Regions from separate parts of the Homo sapiens genome. Here regions 1 and 3 are each linked to region 2. The links are chromatin contacts, found by Hi-C or POLR2A ChIA-PET in ENCODE. All regions are on one chromosome and are shown on one strand. Each heading gives the region's core, a stretch centred on a gene start or an enhancer-like site at or near the end of the contact. The rest is flanking DNA. Distances are from core to core; before and after follow the strand shown.

The links. A loop is a pair of places that touch in the nucleus more often than their neighbours do. ChIA-PET counts read pairs that join two places held with the same protein, here RNA polymerase II (POLR2A). Pooled maps may share reads with other maps.
Region 1: a loop to region 2 is called in a pooled map, with 4 times the contacts of the local background. The contact joins the enhancer-like site here to the promoter of IAH1 in region 2. A Hi-C loop is called at or near these places in 4 of 168 maps with a recorded cell type or tissue (CD4-positive, alpha-beta T cell, CD4-positive, alpha-beta memory T cell, mammary epithelial cell and 1 more) and 12 of 50 pooled maps. POLR2A ChIA-PET finds 5 or more read pairs at or near these places in 5 of 52 experiments (CD4-positive, alpha-beta memory T cell, H1, WTC11 and 2 more).
Region 3: a loop to region 2 is called in a map of naive thymus-derived CD4-positive, alpha-beta T cell, with 7 times the contacts of the local background. The contact joins the promoter of MBOAT2 here to the promoter of IAH1 in region 2. A Hi-C loop is called at or near these places in 1 of 168 maps with a recorded cell type or tissue (naive thymus-derived CD4-positive, alpha-beta T cell) and 7 of 50 pooled maps. POLR2A ChIA-PET finds 5 or more read pairs at or near these places in 1 of 52 experiments (WTC11).

What each region holds. Positions count from the first base shown.
Region 1 is chr2:9,797,562-9,801,199 of GRCh38, forward strand. No RefSeq gene overlaps it. Among named protein-coding and RNA genes, the nearest start is that of TAF1B, 44 kb to the right of the region's middle. RefSeq lists enhancers at 2,255-3,090, 3,091-3,638 and a silencer at 3,259-3,553. Within about 2 kb of position 1,835, at least 13 of the 41 ENCODE cell types and tissues checked have a DNase peak (open chromatin) inside an H3K27ac peak, as active enhancers do.
Region 2 is chr2:9,472,947-9,476,145 of GRCh38, forward strand. It overlaps IAH1 (isoamyl acetate hydrolyzing esterase 1 (putative)), which reads left to right and starts at 1,605. Exons shown (of 6, transcript NM_001039613.3): 1 at 1,605-1,701; 2 at 3,041-3,093. The coding sequence starts at 1,621. It overlaps CPSF3 (cleavage and polyadenylation specific factor 3), which reads left to right. Exons shown (of 18, transcript NM_016207.4): 18 at 1-155. The coding sequence ends at 71. RefSeq lists a silencer at 1,377-2,146 and enhancers at 1,416-2,183, 2,664-3,199.
Region 3 is chr2:9,002,404-9,005,612 of GRCh38, forward strand. It overlaps MBOAT2 (membrane bound glycerophospholipid O-acyltransferase 2), which reads right to left and starts at 1,281. Exons shown (of 13, transcript NM_138799.4): 1 at 1,137-1,281. The coding sequence starts at 1,211. It overlaps LOC124907728 (a long non-coding RNA gene), which reads left to right and starts at 1,673. Exons shown (of 2, transcript XR_007086199.1): 1 at 1,673-1,725; 2 at 3,066-3,209. RefSeq lists an enhancer at 1-592 and silencers at 357-651, 1,195-1,654.

The DNA of each region.
Region 1 (3,638 bases), core at 585-3,084, 320 kb after region 2:
CCTCCAATTCTACTCTTGCCTCAGCACCTGGAAGTATTAGGGTAAGGTCTGCAAAGTACCCATTTCTCTGAAAACACCCAGCTCAGGAATTGGTACAGGGAGTCCCCTTTCTGGAAGGCCCTCCCCCACGTCTGCCTGGCCTATCCGGTTCTTCCCTCAAGTTTCAGCCCAGATTCTGACTCTTCCGAGCAGACAGGCCCCCGTGGCCTTTATTCCTTCCCTCCCAGCACTGTCTGGCCAGCATGTGCGGTCGCGTGAAGACCTGCTAACAGCAGGAGCTGGGGACTCCCTGAAGGCGCTGACCTCGGCCGACTCCCCCAAGAATTCCCAGACCCTGGCACGGGTGCCGGCACATGTGCTGCCCAGGGCAGGCTCGGTGGACACATCTACAGTTCATTCTCCCACTTTAGTCCATTTGCTTAAGACACCCTTCCCTGGCAATCGGTAAGGTGCACACATACTGCCTGGGGCTCTCATTAAACTGCAGATTCCAGTTCTGTAGGTCTGGGAGGGGCCTATGATTGTGCAGTTCTAACCAGCTCCCAGGTGAGGCCAATGCTGCTGGCTCAGGGACCACACTTTTCACAGTGAAGCTTTAGAGCTCATTATCTTCCAGGAAGACAAATGCAATACAGGTGTTGCCTGTAGCCAATGCTTCAGCAAATGCTATGGATGCTGCGACTCTGAAACTGGCTGCACCTGCCCAGCAGTCCTGTGAGAGAGTCTGTTAATAAGTAGCAAAGTAGACTCCTCACTGAGGAGGGCAGTTCAGGGACTCGGAAGTCAGGGATGCCCAGAAGGTACACAAGGGGGCTGGGAATCCAGGCTGCAACCTCTAGGCCCAGAGGCCTGGGTGCCAGGCTCAACACAGTTGCTGCTCGCCCAGTGACCTCACGTGAGACACCTCCTCTCTCTGGGCCTCTGCACCTACTCTGGGTGGTACTATCTGCCATGAGAGTGAGATGGGAAACTCTTCCAAAGAAAGGAGGGCTGGATGCTGGTGAGTTGGCATTATTGGCAAGAGCAGATATGATCAGCCCTGACCATGGGCCAAACACCATTCTGCCCACTTTCTCTGTATCAGTGTGTTTAACCCTCAGGGCGACCCTCAGAGGTGGGCACTGTTCTTATTACCTTTTCACACAAGAGAAAACTGAAGCCCAGAGGACGCAATTGCTGTTAAGACCCCAGGCAGTCTGGCTCCCAGCCTTCTACTGAACCCTCTTGTCACTCTGCCTCTCCAGCCTGAAGCTCTGGAACCGTAATAGGTTCATGGCCTGACCCGTGCAGGAAGTCAATATGCAAGATGCCGCATTGCAGCAGAGAGAGAGGTCTAATCAATGCAGGGCCACCAAGTGAGGAGATGGGAGGAAACCCCCAATCCATCATCTCCCCAGGGAGTTCGGGGCTCGAATTTTTAAGGGTTTTGAAGTGGGTCAAAGTGTGGAGGTCCTTGATTGGTCGAAGAGTGCAGTCACGGGACAAGGAGATGAAGAAACCTCACTGTCACGCGGATTCCGTTCCTCTGTGGGGGTCTTCGAGCTGGTTGGCATCAGCTGTTCTGATGGAATTCAGGATCTGCTTAAGCAATTCTTAAACAAAATTCCTATGATTCTAAGGTCAGAGATCCTATCAATAGGAACCATGGGGATGTGAACTGTCCGTACCTAGGGCTACGTGACTTTTGGTTACAAGGAAGTGGGTCAAAGTACAGCCTGATGAATGCTTAATTATAGCTATATGACTGTCCGCAGTTCTTGTTAACCCTGTGAGGCTGGCTTCAGCTGGGTCTGCACTAGGTTAAGAAAGGGAGAAGAAGGGTGGGGACCTCAGCCCTTCCTTCCTGCCCAGACCACAGCCTGCAAACCTCCTCGGGTCCCCTCTGGCTCCAGGGCTCTCGCTGCAGACAGATCAGAAAGGACTCTGGGTCTGTCCCACCCCAGCCAGGCAGCCCAGAGCCCTCAGAGCAGGTGCTGCCCAAATGTTCCTGGGCATGGTGGGACCTTCTGCTAGGCAGGCTCTTCCTCATAGATTTGGGGGCTGCTTGTTTTAGGTTTAAAACAACCTGAGCTTCCCCCAGCCAAGTCCCTATCTCATTGTGTTGCCGTGGTCTGTTTGCCTGTCTGTCTTGTCCCCTAAACTTTGCACTCTCAGAAACGGGGCTGTGTTCCCTCCTCCCTAGGTCTCCAGCTCAGTGTCTTGCACACAGTGGGTGGTGAACTGACTTGCTCCTAGTTTCCCCTCTAGAGGTGCTGGGATGCAGTGACAACGCGCTTCCAGATCTTGCCACCAGAGGGCAGGAGCGCACAGCAGCCGAGTGTGAGCAGCGCGGCAGAGAGCAGGTCGGGCTGGGTGGGTCCCTGGACATCCAGCCGGCAGGGCAGGGAAGGGCCAGGCGCAGAGGGTAAATGAGGACAGGGCCTTGGGGGAGTCTCTTCATTTCCCATGCCGATTCCAGAGACTTCTTTTCTCTTCCTTCCCTTCCATTCCCCTGCCATCTCTTTTCCACTCCCTCCCCTTCCATGTTGACCAGGGTCCAATTTTGACTTTGTGTGACTTTGGGCCAGAAACCTCTTCTCTCTAAGTTGTAGTTTCCTCGTCTGTAAAATGGGGAAGTAGTGCTACCCAATTCTGGGCAGTTCCCTATCTTCCCTTCCTCAGGCTTTGGGACCCTCTGTAGGGCCACGCTTCTCGGCTCTTAGTGGGGAGCTCCAGACTGTGACCCAGGCAAAGCCAGGGGCCCTTTGAAGTGAGCTGCCTCCTCTGCCCCCTGCCTGGGAGAGGACACCTGCAGGCCTGGCCCTGTGGGGCCAGGTGGGCTGGCAGAGTGGATGGGCTGGGAGCTGTGGCAGCTGTGCCGGGTACACACAGGACATCAGCTGGGCCTGTTCCACTCAAGCATAGATGAGCAGGCAGGCATGAATGAATGAATGAATGAATGAATGAATGAATGAATGAAGAGTGAATGAATGAGTGAATGAATGGGAGAAATTCAGGCATGGCTTCAGAATACTTGTAGCAAAGGGATTTTCATACCCACTGCCAGTGGAACCTGGAAGCCTCCTAAGCCTCTCGGAGCCCAGCTTGAGTGGAGTCCACTGGGGGCTTGTCCTCTTTTTGAAGCCTCTTGTCCCTTTTGGACTCCTCACTGGCAGAAGCCTAAGAGACCCTTAGTCTAAGCTTTCAGGGGGTGAGAGGAGGAGTCTACTAACTGGGAGGGTTTACCCAACATCATTTATTTATTCCTCATCAAACAAACACAACGTAGCCACCCCCTCCGGGACTGTGCCTGTGTCTGTGCTGTGAACATCCCAAGGGACGGTGCAGCTGGTGGGGGTGGAGGGGCCGGAGTGCTCTGAGGAGCCAGGGAAGGCCTCTCCGAGGAGGGGGCTTTTGAGCAGGAGGCCTGTGCTTTGAGCAGAGATCCCACAGAGGGTCCCAGGTCAGCTGGACCGGCACTTCAGAGAAGTCACTGACTGAAGAATCAGAGGCAGGGGGCCCCACGAGCCGAGCCGGTCCAGGCCCCAGGGAATGAGGGCAAAGCGGCAGCCTGCAGTCGGACAGCAGTGCTGGGTCCAGGGGCTCCTCAGCTCCCACGCCCACTCACAGCGCATTGTCTCCAGGGGAAGGGTTTCTGG
Region 2 (3,199 bases), core at 355-2,854:
ATGAATCCCTCCGAGAAATGGTGGAGCTGGCTGCACAGAGACTGTACGAGGCCCTGACGCCAGTTCACTGAGACTGTGCCTGTATATGAACTTTGAAAAAATACTTGACTCTACTTTTGTTACCTAAAATAAAATGCATTCGTTTCTCTGGGGGAGCCTGTTTACTTTTAATGTCAAATGGCCTTTATTTCAACAGCCTGAATACTGCTAAATTGCTAATTAATTTGTCCATTATTCTAGAACTAACTACTAGATCAACTGCCCATTATTTTAGAATTTTGGATTCTTCTTCCAGGCATGTATGTGCAGCTCCCATTGAAACCATCAAGATCTGCCGATAGCAACCGCTGCTGGTTACCCTCTCCTCTGGGGTAACCAATTTGAGTTAATAATAAGGATTCTAAGTTGCACTTGAATCTTTTCTGTCTTCATCTCCACTGCTGCTGTTCGAGTCCAAGTCTACTCTCCCCTCTGAATTCCTGCAACCACCTCCATCTCCTCCCCTATAGCTGATTCCTGGAACAGACCTGGCCTCAAGCCTCTGCTGCTTGAAGGCCTTAATGAAGTCCTTGTGATAAAGATGAAGTCCAGGCACCTTTGCTTGCTCTAGCAGGGGCTCTCAATCTGGGCTACCCGTGGGAATCACGTGGGGTGCATCACAAGTGCACCTGTGCCCAAGTCCTGCCACCAGGAGGTGAGTTAGTCCGGCTGGAATGAGGGCCCTAGGTTGGATCTTAGTTGTAAAGCTCCCCCAGGTGATCCAAGCGAGCTTGGGACGAGCAACCTAAAGAAAGTCATGCTCTACGCCCATCGCCCCGCCCCAGGGAGCGGGGTCGGCCTCTGCGCCGGCGCCCCTGGCCCTTCTGTTACTCATCTACAGCTCCGTGATTTCAAGGCATCCTTCCCACCCGTTCGTTTTTAGCTCGGCTGCCGAACTTCATTGCACAGTTGAGGTAAGAACGTTGCATTACAACCACGTTTTAACAGGTGAATCCCTTGGAAGTTAGTCAGTGCTCCGTGTCCGCGGGGTTCTGCATCTGCGCATCCACCCCACGGCGGGAAAAAGAAAAGCGGCCGGCTGCGCGCGCACTGAAGGTGCAGCTGCTTTCCCTTGTCATTCGCAGAACCACGAGGTACTGCCAGGGTTTCCGCAGTGCCTGCGTCCTCGTGGGTGTTACAGGCCCTCCAGAGTGACGCTGGGCGCAGGAGGCCGCGCGCGCATCCCACGACCTCTTCCAGGGGGGCCTGGAGCAGCCCTCCGCCCCACCGAGAGCCAGCTGTGCTTCCCGCCGCGCGTCCTGAGGTCACACTCCTGCCCTTTGCCGAACGCACCTGCGCCCGCGGAGCGCGGGGTGGGCTTAGAAGGGCCCCCAACCGCTTTTCTTCCGGGAACCACGCAGCGGGACGCGGGCTCCGGACTCCCTGGGGGCAGCCTTGCTGTGGGTGAGCAAGCGCGGAGGCCGAGCTTCTTGCAAACGGACTCCAAGGGGCAACGACCTTCGCGCGTCACCAAAGTGACTGCGTGGGTGCCCACGAGCCCGGCTCCCGCAACCCACGGGCGGCCACTGCGCAGGCGCCTCTCGTGGCTGGCGGCCCCGCCCCGCCCCGCCCGGCTGCTCCATGGCGCTGTGCGAGGCCGCGGGCTGCGGGAGTGCCCTGCTCTGGCCTCGCTTGTTGCTCTTCGGGGACTCCATCACCCAGGTACGGCCGCCCCGACGCTCGGCCTCCCGCCCCGGCCTCCCTGCGGGGTCGCTGCCGAGCAGGCCGAGGCTCCTCGCCGTCCTCTTCGGCGCCCGAGACGGCTGGGCCGGAGGCCTGGCCACGCCCGTGGAGACACCGGAGGAGTGGCGGGTCCCCCAGTGGCTGCGCCTTCCGGGCCCGCGGCGTCCCGGAGGTCACGACGGCGTCCGCGAGAGCCCGGGCTCCAGGCACAGACGCGAGGGGACCCGGCCGCGCTGCCCGCCCCGCGCCGCCTCCCACCCGGGTCGAGATGCGCGGTCTTCCCCTCAGCGCCCTCCTGGGCAGCGGCCTTTCCCCTCCGGGTCCGGGTTAGCGGCCGCGGGCGACCGCGCGCTGTGTCCCAGGAGGCCCCGCGGCCAGCTCCGGGCAGAGGCGCCAGGAGCTCTCTCGCCCCATTCCCTGCGGGCACAGGTGGGGCCGTTAGGGGTTGACCTTGGAAGTAAAACGCCTTCAGGAATTAGGTAGAAAAGGACCATCCGTTCATCCAAGATCATCTCACCTCCCATGAAGGGAACGGTCTTCTAAATGCAGGTTCTTACTTCGGGGAGGGAGTAGAAATTCCATTCCTGTGTGTGTCCTCTTCTCAGACAGGACTTGCTTCACCAGGCTTTTGTGTATACGCCAGTAACTGGTAACATTATGTTTAGGCATATGGGGCAGTCAGAGCTGCCGAATTCCATGGGAATGTGTATGAAAAAGTGTTCACCCTCAGCTCGGTAACCAGCAAAGCAGTGAGGCGGTGTGGCCTTCATTTCCTCACTGACCTTTGACTTTATTTCCTGAACTTAGATTTCTGTTTAGCTTTTTTTTTTTTTTCTTTTTTTCTTTTTTTGAGACGGAGTCTCGCTCTGTCGCCCAGACTGGAGTGCAGTAGCGCGATCTCGGCTCACTGCAAGCTCCGCCTCCCGGATTCAAGCGTTTCTCCTGCCTCAGCCTCCCGAGTAGCTGGGATTATAGACGTGCGCCACCACACCGGGCTAATTTTTGTAATTTTAGTAGAGACGGGGTTTCGCCATGTTGACCAGGCTGGTCTCGAACTCGAGACCTCATGTGATCCGCCCGCCTTGGCCTCCCAAAGTGCTGGGAATACAGGCTGTTTAGCTTTTGATAGAGAAAAATCCCCCTCTGCTAAAGTGCTGCCAGGTGTACTTACCTGTAATCCCCAAAATGACCTCCTGGAGTGAAGCAATCAAAGCCAAGAAGGGAGCGCCGAGAAAACAGAAGTTGCCAATCAGAACTGCCCTCGCTGAGATGCCCGGTTACAGTCATTAGTAGTAATAATGGGCTTTTCTTCCTCCAGTTTTCCTTCCAGCAGGGTGGATGGGGAGCATCGCTGGCTGACAGGCTGGTCAGGTGAGAATGGTTTCCGATACTTGAGTTCTTATGGATGGAAAATGTCTTAGGGATCCGTCTTATGGATGAAGGATAGTTCTGAACAGAACATTCCTCCTTTATTAAT
Region 3 (3,209 bases), core at 31-2,530, 470 kb before region 2:
CCGTCTGGACAAGAAGGAATCCCGTATTGAAGTGAAATCCCTGAAGACTAAATGACAGCAGCACCTTCAAGTTCAAGACAGTGAACCAGTATCCCGTGTGAAGTCCAAACACTTCCAGGTTAAGTACACTTGAAATAACTGTAAGCAAAATTTCCAAAGTTAACTACCTTTAGCCTGGGGCTAGAGCAATCACCTAACTATACACCCCCGCCCCCCAGCCCCCGCCTCATTAACAACTTCCCTAAATCTCACTGTCACAACAAAATACTTCCAAACTTTCTTTTCTCAGTAAAAATGGCGCTGCTTTTCCCATCACAATGCTGTTTATTTCTCAGTAATCGTTAGGCCCTTTAAACCATCAAACTCGATTGGCCTCATTTAAATACCACCCTTCCCTAGACACTGTCAAGAGCTTTTCTGAGGGCTGGGCAAGGAGGTAAAGTGGCTGCATCAATCTACAAGGTTGCCACTTTGTCAGCAAGAATCCTGGGATTAACTCCGACTTTTCTTCATAACCTGTCTGCCTTCCCACAAACTGTTGCCTCTGTCTCTCTTAAGCCACAATCCAACGCAAACTGTCCCCAAAGTGCAGTAGCGCTTAAGCCTCTCCGGGCCCCTAGCACCCATCGACGCCGTCTCTAAGGCACCCAGCACACCCAGACCCATGCATCAGCCTCTCCGGGGGTCGCTCAGAGGCGCGCGCGGGGCAGGCAGCACCACGCCAGGCTCCCCAAAGCGCAGCCTTCCGCACCCTTTCCACAACCCGGTCCATGCGCACCGGGGGCTGCTCCGGGACCCGACCACCGGATCCGAGCGCCGCTGCCGCGAAGGGCAGGGACCGCATGCACACCCGCACGCCCATACGACCACCCTCCCCGGGGGCTGTCGCCGGCAACAACGCCCGGCCCACCTCCCGCTCGGCCCGGGGATGGCGGGCTGGGGGCGCACCCAGGAGGGAGGGGGCTCTGGGACAATAACCGGCTTGTTGCCCCCTCCCTTCCAGGGAGCGGCGGGTAGGGGGGCACCGGGCGCCCGGCCCCAGCCCCCACCCTCCTCCCGGGCCCCCGGTCGGGTGGCACCGCGGCGGGGAGGGGCGGCGAGGGCGCGACGCCCGGCGCCAGGGCGCCTCGGGGTACCTGGTCGATGGGCAGCTGCACGGCGTTGCTGAGGGGCTGCAGCAGGGTGGAGCCCGTGGTGCTGGTGGTGGCCATGGCCGGGCCTCGGCGCTCCGGCCGCCCGCGCCGCTCGCCCGCTCGCGCTGTGCCGGGCGACGACGAGGATGGGGATGCAGCGGCGCGCCCGCCCCTGGGCCGCCCGCGGTCGGAGCTCTGCGCGGGGAAGGCCGGGGAGGGGCCGGGGGCGGTGCCCGGCTCGCACCTCCCCCTCCGCCGCCACCTCCTCCCGCGCCCGCCGCCCCCGACCGCCCTGCACAGGCGCGGCCCGTCCTGCCGTCGCCCCCGTCGTCCCCGCCCCGGCGCCCCAGCCGCATCCCCCGCCCCCGACTTCCAGCAGCTTCCAGCGGCCCCCTCCCCACCTCGCGCGCTCTCGCTCCAGACAGCTGCGCGACCCAATCGCGGCGCGACGCCCTGACGCCCGCAGCCAATCAGAGAGCGCCGGCCGCGCCACGCCCCTCCCCCGTGCCGAGGACCCGGGCGAGGGCGCCGAGGCGCGGCCCGGGCCGTCGCCGGAGAACGGCTGGCCAGCGTCGTGGGGCGCGCTCCTCGGGTGAGAGCATGGAAGAGCGTCTTTGCCCCTCACTCCTCGGTTTCTCCTCCCTGGAATGTCGCGGCCCCCCACCCCTCTCTGGGAGAGACGGCAGACAACAAAGGGGCCCGGGGTGGCGGCCGGAGGGACGATGTGAGGGACGCCGCCGAGCCAGCGCCAGGGGAAGTTGGGGACGAAGGTGGGGGCTGGGAGGACGACAAACCAAAACAGCGACCTGGCTGAGAAGCCCCTTTGTCTGGGAGAGTGCCGGGTGAAAGCCCAAAGCTGAGAGCAGCCCCGGGGTCTGACGCTTTCGTCACCCTGCAGCCGCACCCGGGCCTTTGGGTGGTGAGAGCTGGGCCTGGGTTCGACGCCCGCGGGCGCAGGGAGACCGGCTCCCCTTTGCTGTGTGAAAGTTTAGTTCTTTGTAGCCAGCCGCCCTCGTTGAAGGCCCCACCTTCTTCCTGAGAAAGTTTCTAAGCATCCCTTCACCCCTTGAGCGCAGGCACCCCCAGACTGTTGAAGTCCGCCAGGTTTACATACCCTGGCGGGTCACGTGTATATATAATCCCCCCAACTTCGTAAAAGTAAGCCATTTGAGTTCCTTTAAAATGCAAACGTCAACTTCTGTTCAGAAGACTTTAAAAGAGGAGAAATGCCACAGCAGTTATGAGGACAAATCAAGACTCAAGGATTTGGCAGTTTAACTTTGGTAGAAATAACTAATGTTTACTGAGAGTTTAACCACAGCTTTAATACTTTTGGTATTTAATCCTCACAATAACCGTGTGAAATAGACACTTTTACACACCCTCCTTCAAGGAAGTTGAGTCACAGAAGAGGTAACTTGCCCAGGGGCACACAGCTGGTAAGTAGATTGGAATCCAAGTAAATCTACATTTAGAGCCGACCTTATCACTAGGCCTTCATCTCTCTCACACTTAACACCCATTCCAGAAACTCCCGTCAGCTATCAGTTATACCATTGGGTTGATGACTAGCTTAGAGTCTTGAATAAGAAGGCAGCACAGATAAAAATACACCTGCCTTAGTAATCAGTCTGTGGGCTTACGTTTGTCTCTCTGAAAAGGAGGCAGTGGAACTCATCAGTGCAATCCCGTCTTGCCTAGAATCCTTTCACTGGTCGACTCAATCCTAGTTTGGTGGATTCTCAGCTGAAATGGAATAGAGGATAAAAGGAAGAGTAAAAAGAACAGGACCTTCATTCCCCCAGGGGAGTGTTCCAGTGGGATTTGTAATCAATTAGAGAGCTGCTTATTACAGTATATTAATCCAAAAACCCAGACCTATTAATATTATATTAGAAAGAAACCATTTTTTTTTCCTTTTCTTCACTTTAGAAAAGTAGAGGAAGCGCACAGGTGGCTGAGCATACAAACTGAAGAAAAAATTGAAATGCCATTTTAAAAACTTGAAAGGTGGGTGTTGGGAACATATTGCAACCTAAAGTAAGCAGCATGGAGATACAATCTCAGAGCTAGAAC